Linked DNA regions of Homo sapiens: all the other regions are linked to region 1. Evidence: read pairs that join two places in POLR2A ChIA-PET (ENCODE). Cell type or tissue: CD4-positive, alpha-beta T cell. All regions are shown on one strand. Region 1 holds the start of HSPA5 (heat shock protein family A (Hsp70) member 5). Region 2 holds the start of GOLGA1 (golgin A1). Region 3 holds the start of PPP6C (protein phosphatase 6 catalytic subunit). Region 4 holds the start of SCAI (suppressor of cancer cell invasion). Region 5 overlaps SCAI (suppressor of cancer cell invasion). Region 6 overlaps GAPVD1 (GTPase activating protein and VPS9 domains 1).

What was found. Peaks named below come from ENCODE experiments on the same cell type or tissue, not always from the same donor. Only the 100,000 strongest peaks of a DNase experiment are listed, where the experiment ranks them.
Region 2: POLR2A ChIA-PET joins it to region 1 with 12 read pairs; 12 of 35 experiments call an interaction of 5 or more read pairs at or near these places.
Region 3: POLR2A ChIA-PET joins it to region 1 with 64 read pairs; 30 of 35 experiments call an interaction of 5 or more read pairs at or near these places.
Region 4: POLR2A ChIA-PET joins it to region 1 with 13 read pairs; 14 of 35 experiments call an interaction of 5 or more read pairs at or near these places.
Region 5: POLR2A ChIA-PET joins it to region 1 with 14 read pairs; 8 of 35 experiments call an interaction of 5 or more read pairs at or near these places.
Region 6: POLR2A ChIA-PET joins it to region 1 with 10 read pairs; 25 of 35 experiments call an interaction of 5 or more read pairs at or near these places.

Annotation. Positions count from the first base shown.
Region 1 is chr9:125,238,964-125,243,963 of GRCh38, reverse strand. HSPA5 (heat shock protein family A (Hsp70) member 5) reads left to right here and starts at 2,621. Exons shown (of 8, transcript NM_005347.5): 1 at 2,621-2,959; 2 at 3,057-3,288; 3 at 3,655-3,792; 4 at 4,431-4,543; 5 at 4,633-5,000. The coding sequence starts at 2,838. HSPA5-DT (HSPA5 divergent transcript) reads right to left here and starts at 2,308. Exons shown (of 3, transcript NR_186826.1): 1 at 1,901-2,308. RefSeq lists enhancers at 2,023-2,332, 1,982-2,486, 2,300-2,594, 2,487-2,991, 3,133-3,212. In CD4-positive, alpha-beta T cell, no CTCF peak of the experiment used is centred here; DNase peaks (open chromatin) are centred at 493 and 2,473; H3K4me3 peaks cover 2,787 bases; H3K27ac peaks cover 2,266 bases.
Region 2 is chr9:124,938,103-124,943,102 of GRCh38, reverse strand. GOLGA1 (golgin A1) reads left to right here and starts at 2,020. Exons shown (of 23, transcript NM_002077.4): 1 at 2,020-2,132; 2 at 2,948-2,997; 3 at 4,237-4,526. The coding sequence starts at 4,392. It overlaps SCAI (suppressor of cancer cell invasion), which reads left to right. Exons shown (of 18, transcript NM_001144877.3): 18 at 1-495. RefSeq lists silencers at 1,586-1,645, 1,976-2,345 and enhancers at 1,427-1,927, 1,928-2,428. In CD4-positive, alpha-beta T cell, no CTCF peak of the experiment used is centred here; DNase peaks (open chromatin) are centred at 1,302 and 2,012; H3K4me3 peaks cover 2,308 bases; H3K27ac peaks cover 2,584 bases.
Region 3 is chr9:125,187,377-125,192,376 of GRCh38, reverse strand. It overlaps PPP6C (protein phosphatase 6 catalytic subunit), which reads left to right and starts at 2,574. Exons shown (of 7, transcript NM_002721.5): 1 at 2,574-2,733. The coding sequence starts at 2,659. RefSeq lists enhancers at 2,297-2,376, 1,679-2,465, 2,466-3,252. In CD4-positive, alpha-beta T cell, a CTCF peak has its summit at 2,447; DNase peaks (open chromatin) are centred at 1,686, 1,796, 2,496 and 3,156; H3K4me3 peaks cover 2,567 bases; H3K27ac peaks cover 2,124 bases.
Region 4 is chr9:125,141,682-125,146,681 of GRCh38, reverse strand. SCAI (suppressor of cancer cell invasion) reads left to right here and starts at 3,154. Exons shown (of 18, transcript NM_001144877.3): 1 at 3,154-3,297; 2 at 4,005-4,049. The coding sequence starts at 3,245. It overlaps PPP6C (protein phosphatase 6 catalytic subunit), which reads left to right. Exons shown (of 7, transcript NM_002721.5): 7 at 1-109. RefSeq lists a silencer at 3,036-3,535. In CD4-positive, alpha-beta T cell, CTCF peaks have their summits at 2,706 and 2,908; DNase peaks (open chromatin) are centred at 3,021 and 3,991; H3K4me3 peaks cover 1,605 bases.
Region 5 is chr9:125,123,323-125,128,322 of GRCh38, reverse strand. All of the region lies in intron 2 of SCAI (suppressor of cancer cell invasion), which reads left to right. Among named protein-coding and RNA genes, the nearest start is that of SCAI, 18 kb to the left of the region's middle. In CD4-positive, alpha-beta T cell, no CTCF peak of the experiment used is centred here; a DNase peak (open chromatin) is centred at 2,032; H3K27ac peaks cover 1,005 bases.
Region 6 is chr9:125,296,208-125,301,207 of GRCh38, reverse strand. GAPVD1 (GTPase activating protein and VPS9 domains 1) reads right to left here. Exons shown (of 28, transcript NM_001282680.3): 4 at 2,102-2,318. The coding sequence starts at 2,286. Among named protein-coding and RNA genes, the nearest start is that of GAPVD1, 37 kb to the right of the region's middle. In CD4-positive, alpha-beta T cell, no CTCF peak of the experiment used is centred here; no DNase peak of the experiment used is centred here.

The DNA of each region.
Region 1 (5,000 bases):
TTTCTTAAAGATAAAAAGAGATAATGCACGTACGTCTTTAGCACAGTGTCTAACAGTTAAGTATTGATAACTTGACCTGGATATTATTTTTGGCATTTAATGTTCAGCAAGCTAGTTTTGACCATGTACTTTCCTATTCGTAAGTGACTGTGCTTTGGAATATACTAGAAAATGTATGTAAAATGTCTGGTTTTAAAAAGATGAAACCACAATATATTCAATTCCCTTTGGAAGTTAGCCATGTATCGCTTTTCTAAATTTTACAAAAAGGAGAGTTACAAAACGTTACTCTGTTAATCAAGGATAAGGCTGAAATGGAGAGTTTTTTTTTTTAATGGAAATGGACTGCACTATAAAAACATTTGATTGAAATGAAAGAAGCTGTAATGTGGTCAAATGATGATTTCTATCTTAATGCTGGACTGATGCAAGCCAAAGAAGGGTCAATGTTGCCGCAGGATTACAAGCCCTGCTGAAAGAGATGCATGATGCAACCTCTGTAGTGAACAGAGTCAACTCTTGAGTCACCAGTCTAACCTTTGAGAAGCACTAAGGAAAAAGAAAATTCTTGAGTACTGAGTCACAGGCTCAACATCTTAATAAAGTGTGTTTAGGATGTTTTAGTGGTATCTGGACACAGTATACCCATGAATCTCAAATATTTCATATCAGAGCTTTGCCCTTTCCATAGTAGGTCCTCCAAAAACATTCCTCAAACAAATGAATTTTTTTTTTTTTTTTGAGATGGAGTCTAGCTCTGCTGCCCAGGCTGGAGTGTAGTGACGTGATCTCGGCTCACTGCAACCTCCACCTCCCGGGTTCAAGCGATTCTCCTGCCTCAGCCTCCCGAGTAGCTGGGACTACAGGCATGCACCACCACGCCCAGCTAATTTTTGGATTTTTATAGAGATGGGGTTTCATCGTGTTACCCCGGATGGTCTTGATCTCCTGACCCCGTGATCCGCCCACCTCGGCCTCCCAAAGTGTTGGGATTACAGGCGTGAGCCACCACGCCCGGCCACAGATGAATTTTTTGTTTTAAAGTTAAGAGATCAGGCACAGTGTCTCACACCTGTAATCCCAGCACTTTGGGAGGCCGAGGTGGGCAGATCGCTTGAGGTTGGGAGTTCGAAACCAGCCTGGCTAAAATGGTGAAACCTCATCTCCACAAAAAAAAAAAAAAAAAAATTAGCCAGGCATGGTGGTGCGTGCCTGTAATCCCAGCTACTCAGGAGGCTGAGGCAGGAGAATCGCTTGAACCCCGGAAGCGGAGGTTGCAGTGAGCTGAGATTGCACTACTGAACTCCAGCCTGGGCGTGACAGAGTGATACTCCGTCTTGAAAAAAAAAAAAGTATTGGCAATAGAGTGAACTCCACCTGGTTATCAATCCTAACTCCATCACTCACCAGCTCTGTGACTTGTTTAGTTATTTAATCTTTTTCAGTTTCAATGTCCTCATCTGGAAAACGGGAAATGCCTACCGAGTATTGAACTGTCAAGACTAAATGACACATGAAAAGCACACTGAACAATGCTTAATCCACGGTAGGCTTTCAGCAAATAGTGGTCTCTATTATTTTTTGCAACAGGATGTTATATAAGAATAAGGCATTATCAAGACGATTTTCGCCTATCAAATGTGTTGTCTGCGTGTACATCAGACCTTTTCCTGGAATGAAGGTAGAAAAGTATCAACAATAAAGGATGGAGAAAGCCCCGTAAATGATAACCTTTGCCCCAGAGGGAAAGGATGGGCAGCGGAGGGGAAAGTAAAGGGTGGCAAGCTAGAAAAATTAGACATCCAGTGTGGGAGGGCTGGCACTGGAGTGGGTTGCCACAGTAGGGAGGGGACTCAGAGCTGGAGGCAATTCCTTTGGCCGGGCTTGTCCTGCGACTTACCGTGGGGCAGCGCAATGTGGAGAGGCCTGGTAAAATGGCTGGGCAAGGGTGCGGAGGGGACATAACTGGCAGGAAGGAGTCATGATTCGTGGTCGAACAGAGTCCAGACCAGCTCGACCTGTGAGCAACGAACGGCCCTGAGACTCGCATACCCCAATACCGGTAGTGGCCGTGAAGGGCAAAGAAATGTGTTCTGAGGCGATCCCAGCATCTAAGCTGCGACTGGTCTACTCAGAGACTGGATGGAAGCTGGGAAGAGAAAGCTGCTTCCCGCTTCGGGGTGAGGGATGGAGGAAGGGAGAACAAGCAGTAGAGAAGAAAAAGTTTCAGATCCCACAGCCCCGGGGGGTCACTCCTGCTGGACCTACTCCGACCCCCTAGGGCCGGGAGTGAAGGCGGGACTTGTGCGGTTACCAGCGGAAATGCCTCGGGGTCAGAAGTCGCAGGAGAGATAGACAGCTGCTGAACCAATGGGACCAGCGGATGGGGCGGATGTTATCTACCATTGGTGAACGTTAGAAACGAATAGCAGCCAATGAATCAGCTGGGGGGGGCGGAGCAGTGACGTTTATTGCGGAGGGGGCCGCTTCGAATCGGCGGCGGCCAGCTTGGTGGCCTGGGCCAATGAACGGCCTCCAACGAGCAGGGCCTTCACCAATCGGCGGCCTCCACGACGGGGCTGGGGGAGGGTATATAAGCCGAGTAGGCGACGGTGAGGTCGACGCCGGCCAAGACAGCACAGACAGATTGACCTATTGGGGTGTTTCGCGAGTGTGAGAGGGAAGCGCCGCGGCCTGTATTTCTAGACCTGCCCTTCGCCTGGTTCGTGGCGCCTTGTGACCCCGGGCCCCTGCCGCCTGCAAGTCGGAAATTGCGCTGTGCTCCTGTGCTACGGCCTGTGGCTGGACTGCCTGCTGCTGCCCAACTGGCTGGCAAGATGAAGCTCTCCCTGGTGGCCGCGATGCTGCTGCTGCTCAGCGCGGCGCGGGCCGAGGAGGAGGACAAGAAGGAGGACGTGGGCACGGTGGTCGGCATCGACCTGGGGACCACCTACTCCTGGTAAGTGGGGTTGCGGATGCAGGGGGACGGGGCGTGGCCGCCTGGCCTGGCGTGAGAAGTGCGGTGCTGATGTCCCTCTGTCGGGTTTTTCTGCCAGCGTCGGCGTGTTCAAGAACGGCCGCGTGGAGATCATCGCCAACGATCAGGGCAACCGCATCACGCCGTCCTATGTCGCCTTCACTCCTGAAGGGGAACGTCTGATTGGCGATGCCGCCAAGAACCAGCTCACCTCCAACCCCGAGAACACGGTCTTTGACGCCAAGCGGCTCATCGGCCGCACGTGGAATGACCCGTCTGTGCAGCAGGACATCAAGTTCTTGCCGTTCAAGGTTCGACCGGGTTTTTCTCATCCAGTTAGAGAACGGGTGGGTGGTGGGAGTATTTAGAGTTATAAGTCTCTGGAAAAGTGTTGAGACAACAGTTGAAGGTTATAGACATGATGTATGTAATAACTTTAATACTATTAGTATGTTACAAAACTTAAGACAGTTGCTGTCGTACTGTCTACGATAGTTTAGGAATAAAAGACCGATTAAAACTGAACTTTGTAAGACACCTATACTCCCTGAAGTATTTCTAGTCAATTTGCAGCCCCAAGGGACCAAAATAAACCAAATTGTGGGGATGGTAGTGGGTCTTTTAAACTTTGAGATGTCATTGTATCTGTGTCTGAAAACAATAATTCTTTAAAATAGGTGGTTGAAAAGAAAACTAAACCATACATTCAAGTTGATATTGGAGGTGGGCAAACAAAGACATTTGCTCCTGAAGAAATTTCTGCCATGGTTCTCACTAAAATGAAAGAAACCGCTGAGGCTTATTTGGGAAAGAAGGTAAATATTTCTAGAACAATGTTAAGTATTTTTTGATCATTAGTATTCTCGGTTGGCTGTTATGTATAGAAGCCTTCGTGAAGGGTTTCAAAAATTTTAATCAGAATGGTATTCATGCTTGTCAGGTTTAATTATTGAGTCCCTTACTATAAGCCAAACAAAATAGACTTTTCATGTATTATTTAATGCTTACAATTCCAGGGACATAAAATTTTATATGTTGTATTCATCAATAAGTTGGCTTAAAAACTAAAGTGATGGTTTGACTGTAATTTTTTTTTTTTGAGATGGAGTCTTGCTCTGTTGCCCAGGCTGGACTGCAGTGGCACGATCTCAGCTCACTGCAACCTCTGCCTCCCGGGTTCAAGCAGCTCTCCTGCCTCAGCCTCCCAAGTAACTGGAACTACAGGCACACCACCACACCTGGCTAATTTTTTTTTTTTTTTTTAATTTTCAGTAGAGACAGGGTTTCTCCACATTGCCCAGGCTGGTCTTGAAATCCTGCCCTCAGGTGATCCTCCTGCCTCAGCCTCCCAAAGTGCTGGGATTATAGGCAGAAGCCACCGCCTGGCCAGACTGTAATTTAAATAAGGGTTAAACTATGTGACAATACACTTAATTATCTTTTATCCTTTTAGGTTACCCATGCAGTTGTTACTGTACCAGCCTATTTTAATGATGCCCAACGCCAAGCAACCAAAGACGCTGGAACTATTGCTGGCCTAAATGTTATGAGGATCATCAACGAGCCGTAAGTATGAAATTCAGGGATACGGCATATTTGCCAAATAGTGGAAATGTGAAGTACTGACAAAACTTTTCCCTTTTTCAATCTAATAGTACGGCAGCTGCTATTGCTTATGGCCTGGATAAGAGGGAGGGGGAGAAGAACATCCTGGTGTTTGACCTGGGTGGCGGAACCTTCGATGTGTCTCTTCTCACCATTGACAATGGTGTCTTCGAAGTTGTGGCCACTAATGGAGATACTCATCTGGGTGGAGAAGACTTTGACCAGCGTGTCATGGAACACTTCATCAAACTGTACAAAAAGAAGACGGGCAAAGATGTCAGGAAAGACAATAGAGCTGTGCAGAAACTCCGGCGCGAGGTAGAAAAGGCCAAACGGGCCCTGTCTTCTCAGCATCAAGCAAGAATTGAAATTGAGTCCTTCTATGAAGGAGAAGACTTTTCTGAGACCCTGACTCGGG
Region 2 (5,000 bases), 300 kb after region 1:
CCTTTCCAGCAGCCTTTTTCTTCTTTGTCTGTTATGGTTAATACTCCATAGATTTTAGAAATTGAGAAGTTCTTGAAACATTTTATTTTCTTGAGTTCATCACTTTTGACTCTTGTATGAGATGTGATTTGTCATAAAAGATAGCCTTCCACTACTTCACTAAATGAATTTCAGAGTAAACACTGTGATTCTGCAGAGCGGATTCAGTAGGCTTTCCAATGTTTTCTCCTGCTATACAGTGCCTACCACCTTGAGGGCACTTCAGTACTAGAGGATGAAAACTGAAACGTTGTTTTGATGTTTATTGAATAACGAGATTAGAGAATATTTGATTTTTGTTGTCAGTGTATTAAAGAAATTTTCACATTGATAAATGTTCTCTAGGAATGTGTCTACATTCATCAGGTGTGAACTCTTGTACATGAATTTTGTACCTTGAATCCACATATATATTAAGTGTATCATCAATATAAAAATAAACATTATTTGCTTAAAGTTTTTGGTACTTTTTCGGTATTGACAGCTGAACTGTTAGGGTTTGCTTCATTCAAATATCTCAGAGGCTTTGAACTATCTTGGGGTTGATGCTTCTTGTTAGTTTGTCAATGTTTGAATCCTGGTTTTGGTTTTTTCCCTGCCCTGCTCCTGCAGGTCAGAACTGGAACACGCGAGGGAAGGGACTGTTGAAGAATTGGGTGGAATCTGCTTATTCTTGGGCTTGTGTTGAGTCTGGGGATGGAACCAGAGTTCCTTAAGGTGGAATGGCTGGCTTGGCATTGACGAGTTCAGGGACCTGACTTAGGGTACTGATTTGGACCGTGACTTTTTGTTTGAGATAGAGTTTCGCTCTTGTTGCCCAGGCTGGAGTGCAATGGCGCGATCTTGACTCACTGCAACCTACACCTCCCGGGTTCAAGCGATTATCCTGCCTCAGCCTCCCAAGTAATTGGGATTACAGGCATGGGCCACCATGCCCGGCTAATTTTGTATTTTTAGTAGAGACGAGGTTTCGCTATGTTAGGCTGGTCTGAACTCCTGACCTCGGGTGAACCACCCGCCTCGGCTTCTCAAAGTGTGGGGATTACAGGAGTGAGCCACCGCGCCCGGCCTGGACTGTGACTTGGAACAAGATAGTTTTTCCTCTTTTGTTTATTTTCCTACTGCCTGCATGATTGCTATTTATTTAAAGAGACGGAGTCTCGCCACGGTGCCCAGGCTGGTCTGGAAGCCCTGGTCTCAAGAGATCCTCCCACCTCGGTCTTCCGAGTAGCTGGGACCACAGAAGCGCGCGCCGTGCACTTTTGATGTTTTCAACTTCCTTCCTAAGCAGAAAGGAGACGGCCCAGCAGCGGATGGTGAAGCTAATCCAATATAGTGAGCTGCCACCAGCGTTTTTAAGTGCATTACATAGTAAGAACGTGGTTCTGCTGGACGTTATGTACTCGGTTGCGATATAAAACGCATCATCTACAGTAGGTGACAGGCGCCAAAGTCTAAAAACTGGTCTCAAGGTGTAAGGTCCCAGGACTAGTTTCTGGAGCTACTGGCTTGTGAGTGAAGCTGGAGGCGCAGACTTCCCGGGTCACACGGTGGCAAGGCAGCTGCCTAGGGTGCGGCGGGACCGGGCGGCGCGGGGGGGCGCCTGGCCAAGCAGTGCAGCCCCGGCCGGGTTTGTAGCCAGCACAGCACAGCGGGGCCTGTGGCACCGACTGGGTTCTTTTACTTTTGACACGAAGCCCCTCCCACTTACCACGCTCTGCACGCGCCCCTGTTAAAATAGAAAAAGACCGAGAGGCCTCGGAGACTCAGTCATCATCTGTGGCTCTGGCCGCTCGCTGACGTGGCGAACTGGGCTGAGGGAGCGCCCGGCTGGGCACCCGAGAACTCCAGCCGTTCCGGCCCAGTCGCCGCTCAGAGGTGGTAACAGTAGCCGCCAAGGCCGCGCACGGGCGCATGCGCGCGTCGGACCAACCCCCTCCCCCCACCGCGCAGTCACTTCCGGCGCGCTGGGAGACGTGCGGTTCCGGGTCGCTGCTCGGCTCGCCGGCTGGGCGGTGGGGGTTGGTGACGCGGGCCGGGGCTCACGAGAGGCCCGGGAGGCGGGGCTTTGCTGGCTTCCCAGAGAGAGGCAGGTGCGCGGGCCAGGACTCCGGGAATGCGAGCAGGCCCCTTATTCTCCCAGTGGCCTCGGTCTGTCCCCACAGCGGCCCGGTCAGGGTTGCCCGAGCCCCAAGGCGGGGGGCGGCACCGGGGTGCTGAAAGGGTGAGAGTGGGGGCGGAGGCGGGCTGCCCCGGCCTGGGAGTCTGGAGCCTAGGGTTCCGGGATTCCTCCCTGCGCGACCTTGGACAAGTCGCTCCTCCTCTCTAGGGCTCAGTTTCCTTGCTGTCAAATGGGAGAGATGTTGGATCCTTCCTTTCTTTGACAGTCCAAAGCACGGGCGGGGCTGGAGGTAGCCTGAGGGAGTGAGATCCAAACTGCCGTGGCAGGCACCTGCCTGCCTCCCTGGGGGTTAGACATCTGTCTTTACCCAATTTTGCCTTGCTTTTTGTCAGTGCACATCCGTGACCAGACGCCCAGGGTCTGGCCGGGTAAACAGTATGTGAGTGTAGTAATCAACTGAGAAATAAATACTGGCTCCAGGAAAACTTAACCTCATTCAAATTGTTTTGCTCAGGGCTCCCAGGGAGAAGTGAATTTAGGCACCCGCTGCGGTGATCAATTCTGTTCTATGCGCTTGTAAGTGAAGCTCTTAGGCAAAAAACAATTTCATAGGAGATCAGGGTTAGGGAGGGTATCCCATTGAGAGTTGTGACAGGTTTTCTTACCCCCTTTAATCCTTCTTCTGCCCCTCCTCTTCCTTCACTTCTTCCCCCTATCCCCACCCAACATTTTGGCCATACACTTGAAAAGAAATACCCAATGCATTTTATCTTTGTCTTCATGCAGGACAGAATGCTTTGACCTCCAAGCTGTTTTAAATCTAGTAGATAAGCCAGGTGAGTAAGTGGTTTACACACATTGAAAGTAAAGTTTCTGAAGAATTGTACAGCCTTAATGGAGGATCTGAAGTGGTAAGATGGCATTTGTGTATCTCAGAGCAGAGCTTAGGTATCCTCCACAAAACATGGAAAGTTAAGGTTGGAACCAGAATATTAGTGTTTTATACACCATTAGGAGGAAAAGGTTTTTGAATCTTACTTTGAATATCATGTCAAACATTCTTAAGAAAAGAAACTGTGAGGCCGGGCGCAGTGGCTTATGCCTGTAATCCCAGCACTTTGGGAGGCCAATGCAGGTGGATCATCTGAGGTCAAGAGTTTGAGACCAGCCTGACCAACACGGAGAAACCTCGTCTCTACTAAAAATATAAAATAAGCCGGGCATAGTGGCGCATTCCTGTAATCCCAGCTACTCGGGAGGCTGAGGCAGGAGAATCGCTTGAACCCAGGAGGTGGAGGTTGCGGTGAGCCGAGATAGTGCCATTGCATTCCAGCTTAGGCAACAAGAGCGAAACTCCATCTCAAAAAAAAAAAAAAAAAAAAAAAAAAAAAGAAAGAAAGAAAATAAACTCATTGGAGGTAATTTTATCAAACTCAAAACCACACAGCGTCTCTAGAAAATGTTCAAGGATATCAGATACTTATATAATAGAGTTGTCTGGTGTGTCTTCTTTTTTCTGTTACCAGCTTTTCCTATTGGACAGTTGATTGCAAACCATCCTGAAACAGTAGGATATTACACCTTTTACATATTGAATTACATATTGAATATTGAATTACATATGAATTGAATTACATGCATTTTTGTCTTCAACTTAAAGAACACTAAACTGTAGTTAAGCTTATTGGAGGAAGGATTTGAAATCATTAAGTCATGAATATATGATGTTGATGTCTGCTCTGGGACATTTTACCAAGTGTGTTATATGTCATAGCCAACATGTAATTAAAAAAAAAAAACGTAGAGATTTGTGAATCAGAGTCCTCTGTTCAAATACCAGCCCTTCCACTTAGCCACACAATCTTTGGTAGGTTACTTCATCTTCTTGAGACTGGGTTTCTTCATCTGTATATGCATATGAAGCACCTGAGTGCTTTTTAAATGTTTAGTAATTGTGTTCTATAAGTGTACATGTAAGTTATGAAACTTAGTTTTGAAATCTAAAACTTAACAACTCAGATGCGAAATCTTTCCAATGTTTAACTTTTGAACTGTCTCTTTCATCTGATTTGTAGATCCTGTGTTGCCATAAGCCCTTGGCCCACATTTAAGTGGGAATGCAGCTAGCTTGGATGTCTGAAACTTTGTAGGCGCCTCTGTCTGAATCCTGAACACAGGCACCAGGACTACTGAGAGCTCGTCATCTGTGCAGGATAGCCACACAGCAAACATGTTTGCAAAACTGAAGAAGAAAATTGCAGAAGAGACTGCTGTTGCTCAGAGGCCAGGAGGTGCTACTAGGATCCCACGGTCTGTGAGCAAGGAATCAGTTGCCTCAATGGGAGCTGACTCAGGAGATGACTTTGTAAGTACCTTTACTTAAGAAATAAAGATACTTTTGCAGGGTATTCTTCCAATAAATATTTTAAATTGCTTGATTATTTCATACCTTTCATGGTTTATAGCTGTACAAGAGCCTGTACATCTGATTCTTCTTACTCTGAGGTACCTTTTTGTTAATGTTTGGTTTGTAAATGTTAAGGTACTCTATATTTTTTTCCTTATTTTTCTGTGAGTTCCTCTCCATATTCTCTCCAGTGTCCTCTTGTACTGTTTTTCCGTCTATATACCTTATACATCTTCTTTTGCATTTCATTTCTGAAAATGTCTGGGCCTGTTTTCATTGCAGACATATATACTTATATAACAACTAAGTCATTGCTGCTTAACAAGGTCTCTGAGTTGTGGTATGGGGTTAGCAAGAGTGCATTGTTGTATTGGGACGATTGTTGGAAAGATGGCCCCAGTGATTACAGTATGTTGCTTTTTTTCTTTTTTC
Region 3 (5,000 bases), 52 kb after region 1:
GCTGGGATTACAGGCGTGTGCCACCATGCTGGGCCCTTTTTTTTCCCCCAAAGGACACAAGTACAGGTAAGAAAATGTAGTTTTTTGTTTTTTTTTTTTTTTTAGACAGGGTCTCACTTTCTCTCCCAGGCTAGAGTGCAGTGGTGGGATCTCAGCTGGTCAGGAACTCCTGACCTCAAAAAGACCTGCCCGCCTCGGTCTCCCAAAATGCTGGGATTACAGGCGTGAGCCACTGTGCCCAGCCAAAGGTAGACCTCGTCTACTCCATTTTTCTTGCTTATAGTACCTCCTATTTTCCCTTTTGAGTACTAATCACAATTTGCAATTAAATATTTGCTCACTGCCAGGTATGGTGGCTTACACGTATAATCCCAGCACTTTGGGAGGCCAAAGCAGCGGAATAGCTTGAGGCCAGGAATTTAAAACCAGCCTCAGCAAGACCTCACCTCAACAATTTTTTTTTTTTTTCTGTTGGCCAGGCTGGAGTGCAGTGGCACGACCTCAGCTCCCTGTAACCCCCACCTCAAAGCAATTTTCATGCCTCAGACTCCGGAGTAGCTGGGATTACAGGCATGTGCTACAATGCCCAGCTAATTTTTGTATTTTTAGTAGAGATCAGGTTTCACCATGTTGGCCAGGATGGTCTTGAATTCCTAGCCTCAAGATATCTGCTCACCTTGGCTTCACTACTGGGATTACAAGTTTGAGCCACTGCACCCGGCCTCAACAAAAACAAAAATTTTAATTACCTCACCCTATGCATCTCTTCATTTGTATCCTTTGTAATATCCTTTATATTAATAATAAACCAGTAAATGTAAATAAATAAATAAATACTGTTTGTCTCTTCCCAGCAGATTGTAAGCCTGATTAGGGCAGGGATCATATCTGTTTTATTCACATCATAAGCACTGTGTAACCTCTGGTTTCTTTTCTCTTTGAGATGGAGTTTCACTCTGTGGCCCAGGCTGGAGTACAGTGGCGCCATCTCAGCTCACTGCAACCTCTGCCTCAAGCAATTCAAGTGATCCTCCTGCCTCAGCCTCCCCAGTATTTTGTATTTTTAGTAGAGATGGGGTTTCGGCATGTTGGCCAGGCTGGTCTTGAACTCCTGACGTCAGGTGATCTGCCTGCCTTGGCCTCCCAAAGTGCTGAGATTACAGGCATTAGCCACCGCGGCCTGGCCAATAGGCACTATGTAACTATTAGTTTAATGAATGAAGAAATGAATGCTTGTGGGCATCATTCATTCTGCAACAAACTTCTAAAAATTAATTTTACTTTGAAACAATTTCATACTTTCAGAGGAGTTACAAGAATAATACAAAGAAGTTCACCCAGATATCTCATTCAGGGTTAGCCAATTGTCCACAAAATATACTTTAGAGAGCAAGAGGATTAATTCCAGGGTCTCTTGAGCAACAAATATTTATTGAGCGCCTGCTACTATTGGATTACATAACAGTCTCTTAACTGGTCTCTTAGCTATAGGCATTGCACCCCCACCCCTAGTCCCATACAGCAGCTCCTTTTACTAATTTATTTTTGAGGAGGATCTCGCTCTGTCGCCCAAGCTGGAGTGCAGTGCCGCGATCTCAGCTCACTGCAACCTCCGCCTCCCAACTCAAGCGGTTCTCCTGCCTCAGCCTCCAGAGTAGCTGGGACCACAAGCACGCACTACCGCGCCAGGCTAATTTTGGTACTTTTTGTAGCTACAGATAGAATAGAGATCTTTGTCTATTTTGTTCACGAAGTACTGCAAGCGCCTTGAGCTGTACCTGGCACATCTTTGTTGCTCAGCAAAGAGTGGTTGGATAAACGAACGCTGAAGGTATGCTAGTACCAGGTACTGTTCTCGGTGCTGGAGTTACAGCAAAAAACTCCCTGCCCTCGTGGGATTCTCACTGGAAGCATGCTTAAGCTTAAGCCATTTTTCAATCTTGACCCCACCATTTTGTTCCCTGTGAGATTTGGGGTGAACTGCAGTTTCCTAGCCTCACTTTCCTATCAATCGTTACGAAGATTAAAAGGAAAAATATCATTTGTATCGCATTTAGCATCAGAAATGCTTTAATAATATTCGTTTCCCTTCCTTTCAGGCTGGAAGACTGGGGCCTGACATCTCTGCCACAGGCTTAGGCGAGGTTTTCACAGGGACTTGGAAAGGTGCAAACGGTTACTACGGCCAGGCTTACCCAATTGTTAAGTGAAGATATTCTGGAGAGTGCTTAAAAGGGTTGGAAAAACAAACCAGTGAGTGGCTAGGACCACCTACTCCGCTGTTTTGCCTCGGAAAAGCCTCGCCGGCTGCCGGGAGGTGAAAGTCTGGAGGAACGGGAGGAAAAGAGAGGGGTGGCTGTCCACAACAGAAAACTACACATCCCAGCACCCCCGCGGCAGACGACTACGGGTCCCAGCAGGTTTCGCGGGGTGGACCGAAGCGGGCTCTCTTGGGGCCTGCAGTCGGGGTTCAGCCAGAGGGGGCGCCGGGCGTACCGACGTAGCGGGGAGAAACGGGTCGCGCTTTAACGGCGCTGCGCAGGCGCCACTCACGGGCCGGACGTGACGCAGGGAAAGTTCCGGCTTCGGCCTCCGCCGCTGCCGCCGCCGCTGCTACAGCCGCCGCCGCCGCTGTTGCCGCGGCTTGTTATTCTTAAAATGGCGCCGCTAGACCTGGACAAGTATGTGGAAATAGCGCGGCTGTGCAAGTACCTGCCAGAGAACGACCTGAAGGTGAGCCCTATTTGCGGGCTCGCCCCTTCCGGCTGTGGGGCGCCCGCCGGCCGGCCCTTCCTTTCTCCAGGACCCCCGCCGGGTATCCAGTCCAGTCGCGGTGGAGGGCCTCCCCCATTGCCAGTCGACCCGGTCCTACCCGGCGTCACGCCGAGGGTCTCGCGAGCCGAGTCGTCGAATGCTGTCCCGGTTGCCTCAGTGGGGATCCCGAGGGATGTCGCGGCCTCTGTCCCAGGGTCGCCCCTTCTGGCCTTCGGGCTGCCCCAGGACCCGCAGCTGTAACAGCTTTATTTAGAAGGCTCGGCTCCCCACCCCATCCCTGGGTCTCCCGCAGTCGGAGCCGAGCCCCCGCGGCAGTGCCCTCGGGATGGGGTCGCCTCCACCGGAGGTGACAGGAGCGCGGAGTGGCCGGCGTCTGACAGGAGATGCCACCGGCTACCGGAACGCGGCCTCAGTGTGTTTAGGTCTCTGAGGAAGGGGAAGGCGGTGGGCCCGAGTGGTTTGGTACTGGCGGGAGCGAACGTCAGGTCGTCCCTCTTCATTGCCACTCCTCCAAATTGCTTTTTAGGATCGTCGGTTTTGCTAATTCAGAGGTGAATCCCGTTTCTGAGTATGTTGTTGAGCTTACTGAAGTGGATAAAGTAGTTGGTTCTCAATAAATACAAATACTTTCTCCTTAACCCCTTCTTAACTCAGTATTTCATTTTCTTCGTTTTCTAAAGGAGGTGAGTTCCTTGTTACTCCTGAGTCCAAGTAAGAGTAAATGTATGTATGGGTAAAGGAATGACTTTGGTATACTGCTTTTCTTTTTTAAAACTTTTTAATTATTATTATTATTATTATTATTATTGTTTTTAACTGAGATAGAGTCTCACTCTGTCACCCAGGCTGGAGTGCAGCGGTGCGATCTTGGCTCACTGCAACCTCCACTTCCCGGGTTCAAGCGATTCTCCTGCCTCAGCCTCCCGACTAGGTGGAATTACAGGCGCCCGTCACGACGCCCGGCTGTTTTGTATTTTTAGTAGAGACGGGGTTTCGCCATGTTGGCCAGGCTGGTCTTGAACTCCTGACCTCAAGTGATCCGCCCGCTTCGGCCTACCAAAGTGCTGGTATTACAGGCGTGAGCCACCGCGCCGGCCTAGGTATACTGCTTCTTTGAAAAGTGTTTCTATGCATTTGCTGAAATCAGAGCTTAGGTTTCTAGCAGTGCTTATCAGCTCGTGCTAGTATTTAACCGACTCAGTGTATTCTTTTTTTTTGAGACGGAGTCTCGCTCTGTCGCCCAGGCCGGAGTGCGGTGGCACCATCTCGGCTCACTGCAACCTCCGCCTCCCGGGTTCACGCCATTCTCCTGCCTCAGTCTCCCGAGTAGCTGGGACTACAGGTGCCCGCCACCACGCCTGGCTAATTTTTTGTATTTTTAGTAGAGACGGGGTTTCACCGTGTTAGCCAGGATGGTCTCGATCTCCTGAACTCGTGATCCGCCCGCCTCGGCCTCCCAAAGTGCTGGGATTACAGGCGTAAGCCACCGTGCCCAGCCCCGACTCAGTGTATTCTTAAGGAAATATATTACTGTGGGTTTTGTTTTATTTCTTCTTTGTACAGTAAGTTGATACTTAACATCAGTCAACAAGTATGCATAATATTTGAGGCCACACGTGCTGTTGTGAATGTGACTGAATTGTACTTACCTGTTAATTTTATGTGGCATATGATAGGGGAGTCATTCTTGTGCATTTTCCCGTTTTTAATAGAATAATTTCAAATAAGGACAGCCTTCGTTAGTAGTAATGTAGCATTTGTGCTCATCTGAGTCCTTCAGACATTCCTTTTGTGGCTTCTTTCTGCTATGTGGTTTTTTTAAGGGAATAAGAATACAACTAGCATTGGGACCCAATTCATGGAAAACTAACCAGACCTCTTAGTAGCATTATTAATCCCATAGGTGAGGTTGACTATTGCATGTCAGTGAATTGACATGGAATTTTTTCTTCTTATTTATCATGCATAAAGCTTTTTTGAACTTTGTGTTTATGATGAATAAAATGTTGCTTTTTATGAAAATGTGTCTAGGGCACAGTGGCGTAATCTCAGTACTTGGGGAGGCTGAGGTGGGCAGATCATTTGAGATCAGGAGTTTGAGACCAGACTGACCGACTTGGTGAAACCCCCTCTCTACTAAAAACACAGAAATTAGCCGAGCATGGTGGTAGGTGCCTGTAATCCCAGTTTACTTACTTGGGAGGCTGAGGCAGGGAGAATGGCTT
Region 4 (5,000 bases), 97 kb after region 1:
ATAAAAAGATTACAGGAAGTTTGTCAAAAAATTCAATGCATAGTCTGTAGTATGTCCTGACAAGAAGTTAGCATTTTATATAAGAAATTAAAAAATGCTTATTCCTCCACTTGGTTGCTTGACTGGTGAACAAAAGTGAAACCTTTTTTTTTTTGTTTTGCATTTGACTCTGAGCTAAGTGTTCCAACTCTTTAAAGGCAATGTTTATTGTTACAACCTCGATCCAGTGCCCAGAACTATGCTTCATGAGATCATCACAACTCTTTAAATTGTATATTTACAGTGTGTAGTGATGCTGACGAAATACACGGTAGTAAACCAAAAAGAAACATTTGGAAAGTCCCCTAGCATGATGCCAGACACACTAGATGCTTGGGGAAGGTTGGTTCTGCATTCCCCTCCTGTTTTCTATTTCCGTATCAATTTATTGGTGAATTTGTGCCCTCATGAGAGTAGGCTTATGCTGGCTTAGATCATTCAAATGTTTTCTTAATTCAAAAATGCATGACATTTATAGATTTGTGTTGTCAACAAAAATACTACATAAGTATATTCCACTCAATCCCTAGGCACCCACTATGCTCAGCAGCACTGTGCTTTTGTATATAAATGGTGGGTTATAAAAGACTGCATGGAGGCATTATGGAATAGCACAGGCTTTGGGATCAGATCTGGGTGAAAACCCCAGCTCTGTCATGCAGTAATAGCAACTAACCTGTATACAGCATATGTGCTAAATTGTTATGTTCTCTATTTTGTGATGCCCTTGCTGTATGGGTCTATGACTATATTACCTTTTATTTTTTTTTTTTCTTGGTAGAGATGGGGTCTCCCTATGTTGCCCGGGCTAGTCTTGAACTCCCGGCTGAAGAGATCCTCCTATCTCGGCCTTCCAAAGCACTGGGATTACAAGCATAAGCTACTGTGCCCAGCCCAAACTTCAAAAAAATTAATAAATCTTGTTCATCCTTCTCTAGAACTTTTCTCCCCCTAGATGAGGAAATAGGCTTAGAGAGGATAGGTGACTTGTCTAACGTTGCACAAGAGAGCTGGAACTTGAATCCCTAGAGGGCACACCAGAGTATTTCTTTAGCGCTCTATTTTAAGCAATATTGGTTATTGTAGTTGTGTGACCCTGAACAGATTGAATTTTCTGAATCTTAAGTTTCTGTGTCTAAAATAAGAGAATATCAGGCAGGGTTAATCTCACTATTAAAAATAGCACACACAAAGCACCCAGTATCTGGTCCAAAGCTGCCTTTTATTAAGGGCTCATACTCATAGGCCATTTGTTCAAATTCATTGTAGTTGGGAAGAATAATCCAAGGCAATGTATAATTGCTAACATAGTGTAGATTTTGTAAGTACAACACATCTGGACAAGGAAATGTTTGATGTAGGATGGAGTAATTGGGGAAGATAAAGAGGAAGTGTGAATTAAGTGTGGACTGGAATGATGGGATTTGTATGTCTTACAGAGTTAAAATAAGCAGAGATCACTTGGACACAATGTGAAGACTCGAGGATCCTTTTTGGGAAGGCGTAAGAAATGAATAGGTCCTGTTTTATTGACAATATCTGCCATATATCAGTGAGGATTGGTCAATTATGGAAGATGCTAAAAAGCAGGCAATGGATTTTTAATAAGGAATATAATAAATGTATTTCAAGATTACTTCCCTAGTGAGTTGATGATCCCCCTTCGTCTGACACAAATTATTCTCGAGTTCTTTCCTCTCTCTGGCTTGATAATATGGGTGGAAACTGTTAGTTGAGATTGAGGTGATTTGTGGTTCTGTGACTTTAGGATTACGTGAAATACTAATTTGGGGGACCAACAGAGATTTGACATTTTTTCAAAGCAATTTTTCAATTCCTACTACAATTTACCGTCAGTATTACTTCATAAATGGAAAGTCATTTTACCATTAAAGATGTAGGTAGGACCATCTCAGAAGAAAAGACAACTCTTTACACCAAATACATTTGGTTTTGTGAAAAACTAGTATCCTAATTTTTGCCGCTTATGGAGATCAATGAGAGATTTTCCCCACCCCAATGTTGACATGTACTACTCGACGCTGTCATATTATTGAGGCATAAAAGATGTTCTAATAAAATGGAAGTGACTTAAGAGAAAGTTTTATGCCTCCTCCCAACTCTGAACAGATGCTGAGAATATACCAAACAAGTTCACACAGGAGTAGAGATTTAGAGAGGCCTTCCCACCTTCAAGAATTTTATAATACGTTAATGAGCTGAGTCTTATTTTCAAGGATGGCTTTGTTAAAGCAGAAGAAGGGTAACTATGCTTATGAAAGGCAGTTTTGCATGCCTGTTTGTCAAAAAATACAGTACAATTTATTTTAAAATTGATTAATTGGTGTAGAACTTGCAATGGTCACACAATCAGGATGGTCAGCTTCCATTCAGGGATCAAATTTGTCCAGGCCTTTCAAAATGGAACACGTTGCTTTTAGTATGGCATTGGTTCTGTTTGTAGTGCTGATTTTTCTTTCATGGTAATTAAAAAAAAATCTTACTTTCTTAAAAGCCTGCACCCAAGCTAGTGAGCTTTTCTGCAGAGGATTGAGCATCCAAACCATGCTTTATTTTGGTGGATTCTTAGAGTTTTCTGGCTGGGTCCTTTTTGAGGGGTAGCTGTGAGCTGTGAGACAATTTCAGCAAGATGTAGGGACAAGGATCGCATTCGAGGTGGCTTAAAAGGAAACACGTTTGTGAGAGTTGCCTCACTGTCTCACCTGCTAGAAGAAATTGGGAGATTTCAGGGCTTGTTTTCGGTCCTGGCGTGGTGCAGAGGTGGAGGGGCGCCAGCAGGTGTGTGGTATGCAGGACGCAGAGCCAGGAGAACCTGGGGCAGGTGTCTGGAGCCGGGGGTGCAGTTCCTACTTTTAGACGCATGGTGGCGCTAGGGTCTCCTCCGGCCCTGCTAGCAATCTCTAAGGCACCTCCGCCGCCACCTGCAGTCTCAACCAAACCTCTGGGTGGGCAGCGCGGGATGTGACGGGCCGAGCGTCCAATCGACTGACAGATTTCCGTCCACACTACTGCTCTAGCCAATGGGAGCCGAGGAGAGGCGCGGAGGAGGCGGGCCCCGCGGCAAGCCTGGCAGAGGCGCGAGGCCCTCCTCCCGCCTCTCCGCCTACTCCAGCCTCCGCCGCCTCAGCTTCCCGAGCGAGCCCTGCGGCCGCCGGAGCAGCTCCCGCGGCGGAGCAGGAGCCGGATGGTCAGAGGAGCCCGGCAGCCCCAGCAGCCGCGGAGTCGCCTGGCCCCCAGGTGCGGGGGCTGGGTGGAGGCCGGGGTTGGGGATGGGGTGGGGGCCAGGGAGCGGGCCCAGGGGCAGCGGCTCGGGGCGGTGGAGCATTCGGGGCGCAGAGACCGGAGGGGCGGGGGGTGCAGGCTGGGGGGACCTTGGGGGCGCCTGCAGGCGGCGGCGCGGGCTGGGCGCGATCGCCTCCTCGAGGCCAGGTGAGAGGGGCGTGTGAGGGAAGGGGCGCCGAGGGGTGAGGCTGGCGGCGCGGGGCCGGGAGGGGCAAGGCGGGCGCGCCCCCGGAGGGGCCGTGGAATGCGGGGGTCGCCGGGCCCGGAGAGGCGGGGCGTGGAGGGGGCAGTGCACGGTCGGGAACGGGTGGGCACAGGAAAGGGGAGGCTAGGGGGGCTTGCGGGGGTGACGAGGCAGACAATGAGTAGGTGGAGGTGGGTGATTTTGGGGAGCTGGGCTGTGACGAGCAGGGGTCGAGGATGGGGTGAGGGACCAGGAAGGTTTGAGCTCAGGGGGAATTGGGGGAACGGTGAGTCCCAGGAATGCTAGGTCTTGGTAAATAGGGGAAACAGGGCATGAGGCGTTTGTAAGGTCAGATCTGGGCTTGGCGAGCCTGTGGTCCCAGAGGGTGGTCTATTTAGTTCTTGACTGGCACGGTAGCGCCGGGAGATGTTTTCTTGTATGTTACTTTTAGTTACCGTCTTATTTGTTTGGTCTGCAGACTGACTGGCACAGTGGAGAAACCGCCTCGAAAACGGAGAAGCAGGTAAGGCAGTGCCTTCCTATTTTGCTTCATGTTTTTCTTTTTGCTTGGCTGCACCTGTGCCGTACTGCATAATTGTATACTGTCAGTAGATGAAGTTTCTTATTTATCCCCCTTTTAAAAGAATATAACCACATGCATGATTTTTCTTTTGAGGACTTCAAATTACTACCTCTACAGTCGATTTTTTTTTTCTTGGTATCTAAGATAATGTGGGAAATCTTGAGAAATCCTACTTTTTTACTTTTTGATGTTGTGTAAGGATCTCAGCTATTTTTTTTTTTAACCTTAGCCATAATTTCATTTTCTCCAGCATCTCTGTTTAAAAAGCTCATCTTGGCTGGGGTGGCTCATGCCTTCAATCCCAGCTCTTTGGGAGGCTGAGGCAGGAGGATCATTTGAGCCTGGGAGTTCAAGACCAGTCTGGGCAACAGAGCAAGACTCCGTCTCTACAAAAAATTGAAAAACTAGCCGGTCCCATAAATATATACACCTACTATGTACCCACAAAAACAAAAAATTAAAAAAACAAAAACCAACTAGCTGAGCGGGTGTTGTGGACCTGTAGTCCCAGCTTCTCAAGAGGCTGAGGTGGGAGGATTGCTTGAGCCCAGGAAGTCAAGGCTGCAGTGATGCAGTGAGCCGTGATCATGCCACTGCACTCCAGTGTGGGGAACACAGCAAGACCCTGCCTCAAAAAATAAACTAATTTTATTGAGCATCTACTATGTGCCAAGTACTGTGTACGAATGCTCTATGTGTATCTTCTCCTGTAATCCTCAAAGAACCCTAAGAGAATATGTAGTGTCACTATTTTACAGAAGAGGGAACTGCGACACAGAGAGGCCAAATATTTACCCAAAATCATGCATCTAGTAAAAGATAAAACCAGGATTTGAATCCAGACAGTCTGACTCCAGAGCTTAAGCTCTTAACTGTTATACCATAATGCTG
Region 5 (5,000 bases), 120 kb after region 1:
ATTTTAGAGAAGGGGGTCTTGCTCTGTTGCCCAGGCTGGAGGGCAGTGCCACAGTCACAGCTTACAGCACCTTGAACGCCTGGGCTCAAGCAGTCCTCCCACCTCAACCTCCTGAGTAGCTGGTGCCATGTGCCACTGTGCCCGGCAGGTTTTTTATTTTTAAAAATTGTTTGTATTGATGGGTGTCTCACTTTGTTACCCAGGCTGGTTGCAAATTTCTGGCCTCAAGCAATCCTTCTGCCCCAGCCTCCCAAAGTTCTGGAATTATAGCTGTGAGCCACTCACTGCACCTGGCCTAGAATTTTTTTTTTTTTTGAGATGCAGTCTCACTCTGTTGGCCAGGCTGGAGTGCAGTGGTGTGATCTCAGCTCACTGAGACTTCCACCTCCTGGGTTCAAGCAATTCCCCTGTCTCAGCCTCCCGAGTAGCTGGGACTACAGGAACGCACCACCATATCTGGCTAATTTTTGTATTTTTAATAGAGACAGAGTTTTGCCATGTTGGCCAGGCTGGTCTCAAACTCCTGACCTCAGTTGATCCACCCACCTCTGCCTCCCAAAGTGCTGGGATTACAGGCGTGTGCCACCTCGTTCGGCCGGAAAAATCTTAAATGGAGCAGCTTGTTTGGAACTTTCTTTGAAACCACCAATATTACTTATTTGCAAAAGATATCCATAGGTTAGTACATTAATTGACTGTATAGCACATATGAATCTTACCTCATGAAATCAGGTAAGCAAAAAGTATTAACAATATTTTAATTCCTTTAAATGAAATCAAATTCTGCCCTTGGGGGCAGGTGTGGTGGCTCGTACCTGTAACCCCAGCACTTTGGGATTCTGAGGTGAGAGCGTAGTTTGAGCTCAGACTAGCCTGGGCAACATAATGAGAACCCGTCTCAAAAAAAAAAAAAAAAATTCTGCCCTGGGACCTTCTCCCCCTCAATTCTACCAAACTGGTTAGAAATACAATCTCAGTGATTAATAATAGAGATCCACCCCTCCTTAGAGTTATGTGAGACTCTAATAGGCTTTTGAGGTACCAGGAGAAGGGTGGAAGGTTGATTTTCAGCCTGTGCTGGATGTGACTGAGCACATTGTCTAAGAGGATATGAGGCGTTGAAGCCTGGGGATTCTGATGTACAGGCTTCAGCTTTGCTTGGTACAACACATGCCCATTTCTCTCTGAGGACTTGGGCACTGCTAGGACGTGGGGTTGCAGGTTCCCTTTTTGTGGATTCTGAAGGAATTCCTTCTTCTCAGATAAATTGCTCCCATTTTTCTTCTTATTTCTACCTAACCCCCAGCTCCCGCCAAAGGCACTCATTGTTCTACCCTTCTTCCCTCAGTATAATCTCCTCAAGGAGTTCATATTTTCAGAAAACATGCACAAACCTCCCTTGAGGCAAAGAAGCAAATAGGACTATCATCTTGGGGATTGGGAAGTACCATGATAATAAAACATCCATTGATGTCTTAATAACTTATCTGGCTACTTATATTTTCATCAGTAATTCTAGTCCCTGTAGTGGGACTTAATGATCTATCCAAAAATGATTTGATTTTCCCTTCTTTAAAAGATGGAGCTGAATTCTCCTCCCTTGAGTGTGGGCTGGACTTAGCGATGCACTTCTAGTGAATAGAACACAGGAGAAGTGATGAGATGTCTCTTCCCAGATTGGGTTTTTAAAAGACTGGTTTCTGCCTTGCATGTGTGTTCTCTCTCTCTCTCTCACACACACACACACACACACACCCACACCCACCCACCCACCTCACTTTGCGGGAGGCTAGCTGGCTAGCTCAGATTGGGTTTTAAAAAAACTGGCTTCTGCCTTGCATGTGTGTTCTGTCTCTCTCTCTCTGACTTCTGCCTTGCATGTGTGTTCTCTCTCTCTCTCACACACACACACACACACACACACACACACCCCCAACTCACTTTGGGGGAGGCTAACTCCATGGTATGAGGCAGCACTGCATAGAGGGAAGGCACTTGCCATGTTGTGAAGACAGCCACCCAGGCAGCCCATGGGGAGGGCCATGTGGTGAGGAAGTGAGGCCTGCCAGCAACCACAACAGCTAGCTTGGATGTAGATCTTCTGAGGCCTGCTGGCAGCCACATGACTGGCTCAGAAAAGTGAGCTTGAACAGGGATCCTCCTACTCTAGTTGAGCCTTGAGGATGACTATAGTCCAAGCCAACAGCTTGACTCATTGTCCTGGCTTCACAAGGGCTGAGTTATGTGAATCTGTGATTTTCCTTGGAGAGTCTCCTTTCTTCCAGCACTGGCTTCATTGTACCCAAGGGGCTCAATGTCCAGCTAAGATTTCTCTTATCCTGTATAGGTTTCTGATGGACAAAGAGAGAGAATGTGTGTGTGTGTGTGTGTGTGTGTGTGTGTGTGTGTGTGTACGTGTACGCACGCATGCATGAGAGAGAGAATATGTGTGTGTGTTTTGGAAGCAGCTATCTTTTTTTTTTTTTTTTTTGAGACAAAGTCTTTACTCTGTCGCCCAGGCTGGAGTGTAGTGGCGTGATCTTGGCTCACTGCAACCTCCGCCTCCCAGGTTCAAGTGATTCTCCTGCCTGAGCCCCTTGAGTAGCTGGGATTACAGTGCCTGCCACCATGCGTGGCTGATTTTTTTGTATTTTTTGTAGACACAGGGTTTTGTCATGTTGGCCAGGCTGATCTCAAACTCCTGACCTTAGGTGATTCACCCACCTTGGCCTTAAGAAGCAGATATCTTTTGATTAAAGGGCAGTTCAGTTTTATTTTTCTTTCTTTTTTTTTTGGAGATGGAGTATCACTCTGTTGCCCAGACTGGAGTGGAGTGGCACGATCTTGGCTCACTGCAACCTCCACCTCTTGGGTTCAAGCAATTCTCCTCTCTCAGCCACCTGAGTAGCTAGGATTACAGGCATGTGCCACTACACCTGGCTAATTTTGTATCTTTAGTAGAGACAGGGTTTCACCATGTTGGCCAGCCTAGTCTGGATCCTGACCTCATGATCCTCCCACCTCGGCCACTCAAAGTGCTGGGATTACAGGCGTGAGACACCGCGCCTGGCCTTCATTTTTAAATTTAATTTTATTTTTTTTAAGACAGAGTTTCGCTCTGTCTCTCAGGCTGGAGTGCAGTGGCGCCATCTCAGCTCACTGCAACTTCCACCTCCCGGATTTAAGCGATTCTCCTGCCTCAGCCTCCTGAGTAGCTGGGACTACAGGTGTGCGCCACCATGCCTGGTTAATTTTTGTATTTTTTATACAGACGGTGTTTTGCCATGTTGACCAGGCTGGTCTGGAACCCCTGACCTCAGGTGATCTGCCCACCTTGGCCTCCCAAAGTGTTGGGATTACAGGCGTGAGCCTCCCACACAGATTGGGAGGTAGTCCTCTGCTCTTGTTTGCCTTGTTAAGGGAAGGGCCGTAAGGTAGTTATCCAGTGAAGAGTCAGTTTTCTTCTGCCTGCTCTCTCTCACCAGGCTTTAAACTCTTTTTCAACCCCTTTTCTTGGCTTTTTGGGAAGAGTGGGCAAAATAGAGCCAAGTCAGTTATGATGGTTCATTTTATGTGTCAACTTGACTGGGCCACTGAGTGCCCAGACATTTGGTCAAACATTATCTTAGGTGTGTCTGTGAGGATGTTTCTGGATGAAATTAATATTTGAAGTGATTGAGTAAAACGGATACCCTTCCGAGTCTGGGTGAGCCTCATCCAATCATTTGAAGACCTGGCTAGAACAAAAAGACTGAGCAAGAGGGAGCTTCTCCTGCCTGACTCCTTGAGCTGGGACATCAGTGTTTTCCTGCCTTTGGACTTGAACCAAAACTTTGGCTCTTGAGCATGGTAGCTGTTGTATTGGAACTTGCGCCATTGATTCCCTTGGTTCTCAGGCCTTTAGACTTGGACTGCAACTAGACCATAGGCTCTCTTGGGTCTCTAGCTTACTGACTGACAATCTTGGGACTTTTCAGCCTCCATAATTGCATGAGCCAATTCCTTTTAATAAATATCTTTTTAAATATATATACCTCTGTCTCTGTCTCTCTACCTCTACCTCTGTCTCTCTCCTGTTGATTCTGTTTCTCTGGAGAGCCCTGACTAATATATAAGCCTAGTCTTTTATTGCCTTACTTTTGTCTCATTTCAGGTTTTTCAGAGTGCTCCTAATCTCTGAGAACTTCTGCATTACTGGCTTAATTCTCTGCATTGACGCAGTCTGTCATGAAATGGCTATCTTCATGACAAACCAAGCAAAAGGAGAGGTGCTTGGGTTTTCATAAACTTGGCAGCTGTTTTGGAAACATTTTACTCTAAGGCTAGGCACCACTGTTTGTATTCTTATTTTGCATTTGGGGTTTCTTTCTCCTAAGTTCTCTCTCCATATATTCTCCTGGCCTGGAAGGCATGTGTGCCTGTTTGACAGTGTCCTGGAAATTCTTTTCTAGACGGGGAGTGCATGTTGAAGGTGCTCACACGTGGTTTCCTAAAATCCTGCAAAGTGGCAGTTAGGACTTTTGTTTGTTTGTTTGTTTCTTTGTTTCTTTGAGACGGAGTCTCACTCTCGCCCAGGCTGGAGTGCAGTGGCGTGATCTCGGCTCACTGCAACCTCTGCCTCTCGGGTTCAAGCGATTCTCCTGCCTCAGCCTCCCAAGTAGCTGAGATTCCAGGTGCCCGCCACCATGCCCGGCTAATTTTTTGTATTTTTAGTAGAGACGGGGTTTCACGTGTTAGCTAGGATGTTCTCGATCTCCTGACCTCGTGATCCACCTGCCTCGGCCTCCCGAAGTGCTGGGATTACAGGCGTGAGCCACCACACCCGGCCTGCCAGTTAGGACTTTTAAACTCTTAGGATAATTTCCAAACTATAGAGTCATCATGTATAGATTTTCAGAGAACAACTGCCAAAAATAAAGATTTTAGATTTAGAATTGTTGACATAAGCCTTTTTTTTTTTGAGTTGGAGTCTCACTCTCTTGGCCAGTCTGGAGTGTAGT
Region 6 (5,000 bases), 57 kb before region 1:
AGGCCCAGCACTCAGGAGGCTGAGGTGGGAAAATCGCTTGAGCTCAGGAGCTTGAGACAGCAGTGACTCAAGATCATACCACTGCATTTCAGCCTGGGCGACACAGCCAGATCCTGTCTGAAAAAAAAAAAAATCAGCTACAGTTAAACTGCTTATGCTTATTTATGGACATAAGAAAGTTTACAAATACTCAAGTACTAAAAAATAATAAAAATGAAGTCGATATCAGCATATTGCTCAACCATTCTCAACAGCAACATGCCAGTATGTAATGACCTGCAGAATCACATCCTTTAACTAGGCTTTTTGCTTCTGGAAACAAATCCAAATAAAATAAGCCTAAAAGATGTGGGGAAAAAACCACAATGCCCACAACAGCACTGTTCTTTTTTTTTTTTAAACTCATTTTTATTGAGGTAAAATACAGTAAAGTGCACAAATGTCAAGTGTTCAGCTTGAACAATTTTTACACATACATGCACCCAGTAATCACCACTCAGATTAAGACATGGAACATTTTAAAAACCCAAGAACGCTTTCACGTGCCCTTTCCCAGTCAATACCACCCTCTCAAGCCCAAAAAGTAACCATTATTCTGATTTCTGTCATCAAAGATCAGTCCTGTCTCTTTTTGAACTTCATACAAATAGAATCATACAGTATGTATTCTTTTGCATCTGGCTTATATTCTCAACAGCACTGATATTCTTAGAGTTAAAAACTGTTCTTGGCCAGGCAGGGTGGCTCATACCTATAATCCCAGCACTTTGGGAGGCCGAGGGGGCAGACTGCGAGGTCAGAAGTTCAAGACCAGTCTGACCAACATGGTGAAACCCCGTCTCTACTAAAAATACAAAAATTAGCCAGGCATGGTGGCACAAGTCTGTAATCCCAGCTACTCAGGAGGCTGAGGCAGGAGAATCTCTTGAACCCAGGAGGCAGAGGTTGCAGTGAGCTGAGATTGTGCCACTGCACTCCAGCCTGGGGGACAGAGCGAGACTCCAACTCAAAAAAAAAAAAAAATAAAATAAATGTTCTTCGTAGGTATTAAGACAATAAAATGTGGTTTCTAAACCCGAAAAATAGCTATACAATATCAAAACATGGAAATACATATATATATATATATATATATATATATATATATATATATATATATATATATATATTTTTTTTTTTTTTTTCTTTTGAGACAGAGTCTCACTCTGTCACCCAGGCTAGAGTGCAGTGGTGCGATTTTGGCTCACTGCAACCTCCACCTCCCGGGTTCAAGCCATTCTCCTGCCTCAGCCTCCCGAGTAGCTGGGATTACAGGCGTATGCCACCATGCCCCGCTAATTTTTGTATTTTTAGTAGAGATGGGGTTTCATCATCTTGGCCTGGCTGGTCTTGAACTCCTGACCTCGTGATCCACCCACCTCGGCCTCCCAAAGTGCTAGGATTACAGGTGTCAGCCACCACACCCAGCTGGAAACCTATATATTAAATAATATTAGGAGAAAAGCAGAACAGATAATTTACTCTCTACAACAACATTTTTTTTTTCTTTTGAGGAGACAGAGTCTCGCTCTATGGCCCAGGCTGGAGTGCAGTGGCACAATCTCGGCCCACTGCAACCTCCACCTCCCGGGTTCAAGCAATTCTCTGCCTCAGCCTCCCGAGTAGCTGGGATTACAGGCGCCTACCACAATGCCCAGATAATTGTTGTATTTTTAGTAGAGACGGAGTTTCACCATCTTGGCCAGGCTGGTCTTAAACTCCTGCCCTCATGATCCACCCGCCTTGGCCTCCCAAAGTGCTGGGATTATAGGTGTGAGCCACCACGCCCAGCCAACAATAACATTTTATATAGACAAAGACACAAAACCAATTGGTGTGATATAAAATGTCAATGCTTAAGTTACAATTTTCTATAAAAGTGCCTAAGTTACTTAATAATCCAAATAAACTGTATTATAAGCAAAGACTCACCTTAACATTGATGTAAATTATCTTAAATAATGCACTTTGTTGGAAACAGATTCATTTATTTATAGTTACTAATTTATTTACAGAATCATAGTGGTTCACAAAACTTAAAACCTGAAAATCATCTCTTTACCTGGTTATGATAAGCCGATCCAAATTGATTCTCTGTTGCTTCGCAATCCATGCTGTACGATACAACTTTTCAGCTGTCTTAAGTACATCTGCATTGAGCCTCTGAATGAGCTGTTTCTCAGAGTTTACATATAAGCGTTCCTGCTTGAGGTGATGAGCCAGAGTATGAATATCTAGTTTCACCATCTTCAATGTGGGAAAGGCTCAAAGGCTGATCACTAAGAGTAAAAAGATAAAGATTTAAAGTTTATGTATGTCACTTAAGTTCTTTTCTAAAATCAAAAGGGACAGGAGAATACTTTAAGAATTCAGTTACATTTGGGCAGGCGCGGTGGCTCATGCCTATAATCCCAGCACTTTGGGAGGCCAAGGCGGGCGGATTACAAGATCAAGAGATCGAGACCACCCTGGCCAACATGGTGAAACCCCTGTCTCTACTAAAACACAAAAAATTAGCCAGGTGCGGTGGGGCGCGCCTGTAGTCCCGGCTACTCAGAAGGCTGAGGCAGGGGGATTCCTTGAACCCGGGAGACAGAGGTTGCAGTGAGCTGAGATTGCATCACTGCACCCCAGCCTGATAACAGAGCAAGAATCGTTCTCAAAAAAAAAAAAAAAAAAAAAAAAAATTAGGTTACATTTGATGCCACTTTTAACTCTAATTTTCAAATAATCTCTATCTTTTTATTACAGAAGTATTACAGGTTCAGCATAGAAAAATTGGTAAATACAGATAAGCAAAAAGAAAAAAAAGCTCACTGCTAAGGCCACCGCTTAGAGACAGGTGCTGTAAACCCTGTGTATATCCTCAAATACAATGTCTATTTGTTAACCCCAGAGTTATCCTTGACTGTGCTCTTTCTAATCACAATCAAAATATCCTGTTGATTCTATCTTCAAAATATATTTAAAATCTGACTACTTATTCCCCCCTCCATTGCTAATCACATCAATTCTCACTAGGAGGTGCATAATCACCACATCCTAAGTGATCTCGCTGCTTCCTTTCTTGTACTTCTAGAGTCTGTTCTCTACATAGCATAGTGAATTAAAAAGTCAGATCACAGCCGGGCGCGGTGGCTCACGCATGTAATCCCAGCACTTTGGGAGGCCAAGGCAGGTGGATCACCTGAGGTCAGGAGTTCGAGACCAGCCTGGTTAACATGATGAAACCCCGTTTCTACTAAAAATACAAAAATTAGTTGGGTGTGGTGGTGTACACCTGTAGTCCTAGCTACTCGGGAGGCTGAGGCAGGAGAATTGTTTGAACCTGGTAGGCGGAGGTTGCAGTGAGGTGAGATCATGCCACTGCACTCCAGCCTGGGCAATAGAGTGAGACTCTATCTCAAAAAACAAAACAAAACAAAACTTAAGTCAGATCACTTCATTCCCCTACTGGAAACCATCCACAGGCTTTATTTCATGATAGAATGAAATCTGAAGGTCCTATATGATCTACCCCTGGCTACTTCTCCAATTTCCTCTCCTACAATCCCACCCTAGTTCACACAGCTCCAGAACATCTGCCTTCTTGCTGTTCCTTGAACAGGCCAAGCATGTCCCTCTCTCAAAGTGTCCACATTTGCTGACCTCTCTGTCTGGAAGGTTATCCAGTATCTTCATTCCATTCAGATCTCTCCACTCAAACGTGTATTTAGAAAGGCCTTCTCAGACAACTCCTTCTAAAATAGAAAATATAACTTCCTAATCCCTCTTCTGGCCTTTTAAAAAAGCACTGCCCCTATCTAGCATTATATTACAGATATCTACCTGCATGTTAATCGTGCTTATTGTGAGGCTTCCCCACTAGAAGGTAAGTGACAGCAGGGCCAAGCCTTGTTTGCTTTGTTCATTCACAGCTGTAATTTCAGGGACTAGGAGACGGCCTAGTTCACAGCAGGAGTTGAATAAATATTTGCCAAAGGAATAAATGAAATCTCACTACTCTTATTTATCTAGCAGCTAAACAAACTGATACAAATAGCACACATATTTTAAAGCATTATTATTTAAGCTATGCCCTTGAATCTAGAATTTGTGCCAGATCACAAATGTTAAATCAACAACAGAAATACCTGTGGCACAGATAACAAAACATAATATTGTGTGTCTGGGCAGCAGACAGTCATCAAGTTAGCAAAAAATTTCTTGGGTTGGGCACGGTGGCTCACACCTGTAATCCTAGCACTCTGGGAGGCCAAGGCAGGTGGCTCACTTGAGGTCAGGAGTTTGAGACCAGCCTGGCCAACATGGTGAGACCCTGTCTCTACTAAAAATACAAAAATTCACCAGGCGTGGTGGCAGGTGGCTGCAATCCCAGCTACTCAGGAGGCTGAGACAGGAGAAACTTGAACCCAGGAGGCAGAGGTTGCAGTGAGCTGAAATCGCACCACTGCACTCCAGCATGGGCAACAGAACGAGACTGTCTCCAAAAAAATAGGAGAAAAAAAAAAAAAAGGCCAGGCACAGTGGCTCACACCTGTAATCCCAGCACTTTGGGAGGCCAAGGCAAGGGGATCACCTGAGATCAGGAGTTCAAGACCAGCCTGACCATCATGGAGAAACCTGGTCTCTACCAAAAACACAAAATTAGCCGGGCATGGTGGCACATGCCTGTAATCCCAGTTACTCAGGAGACTGAGGCAAGAGCATTGCTTGAACCCAGGAGGCAGAGGTTGCAGTGAGCTGAGATCGCGCCACTGCACTCCAGTCTGGTGACAGAGTAAGACTCCATCTCAAAAAAAAAAAAAAACCTAAGAACTATATGTGGCCGGGTGTGGTGGCTCACACCTGTAATCCCAGCACTTTGGGAGGCTGAGGCAGAGAATTGCTTGAACCCGGGAGGTGGAGGTTGCAGTGGGCCGAGATTGTGCCACTGCACTCCAGCCTGGGCAACAAAGCAA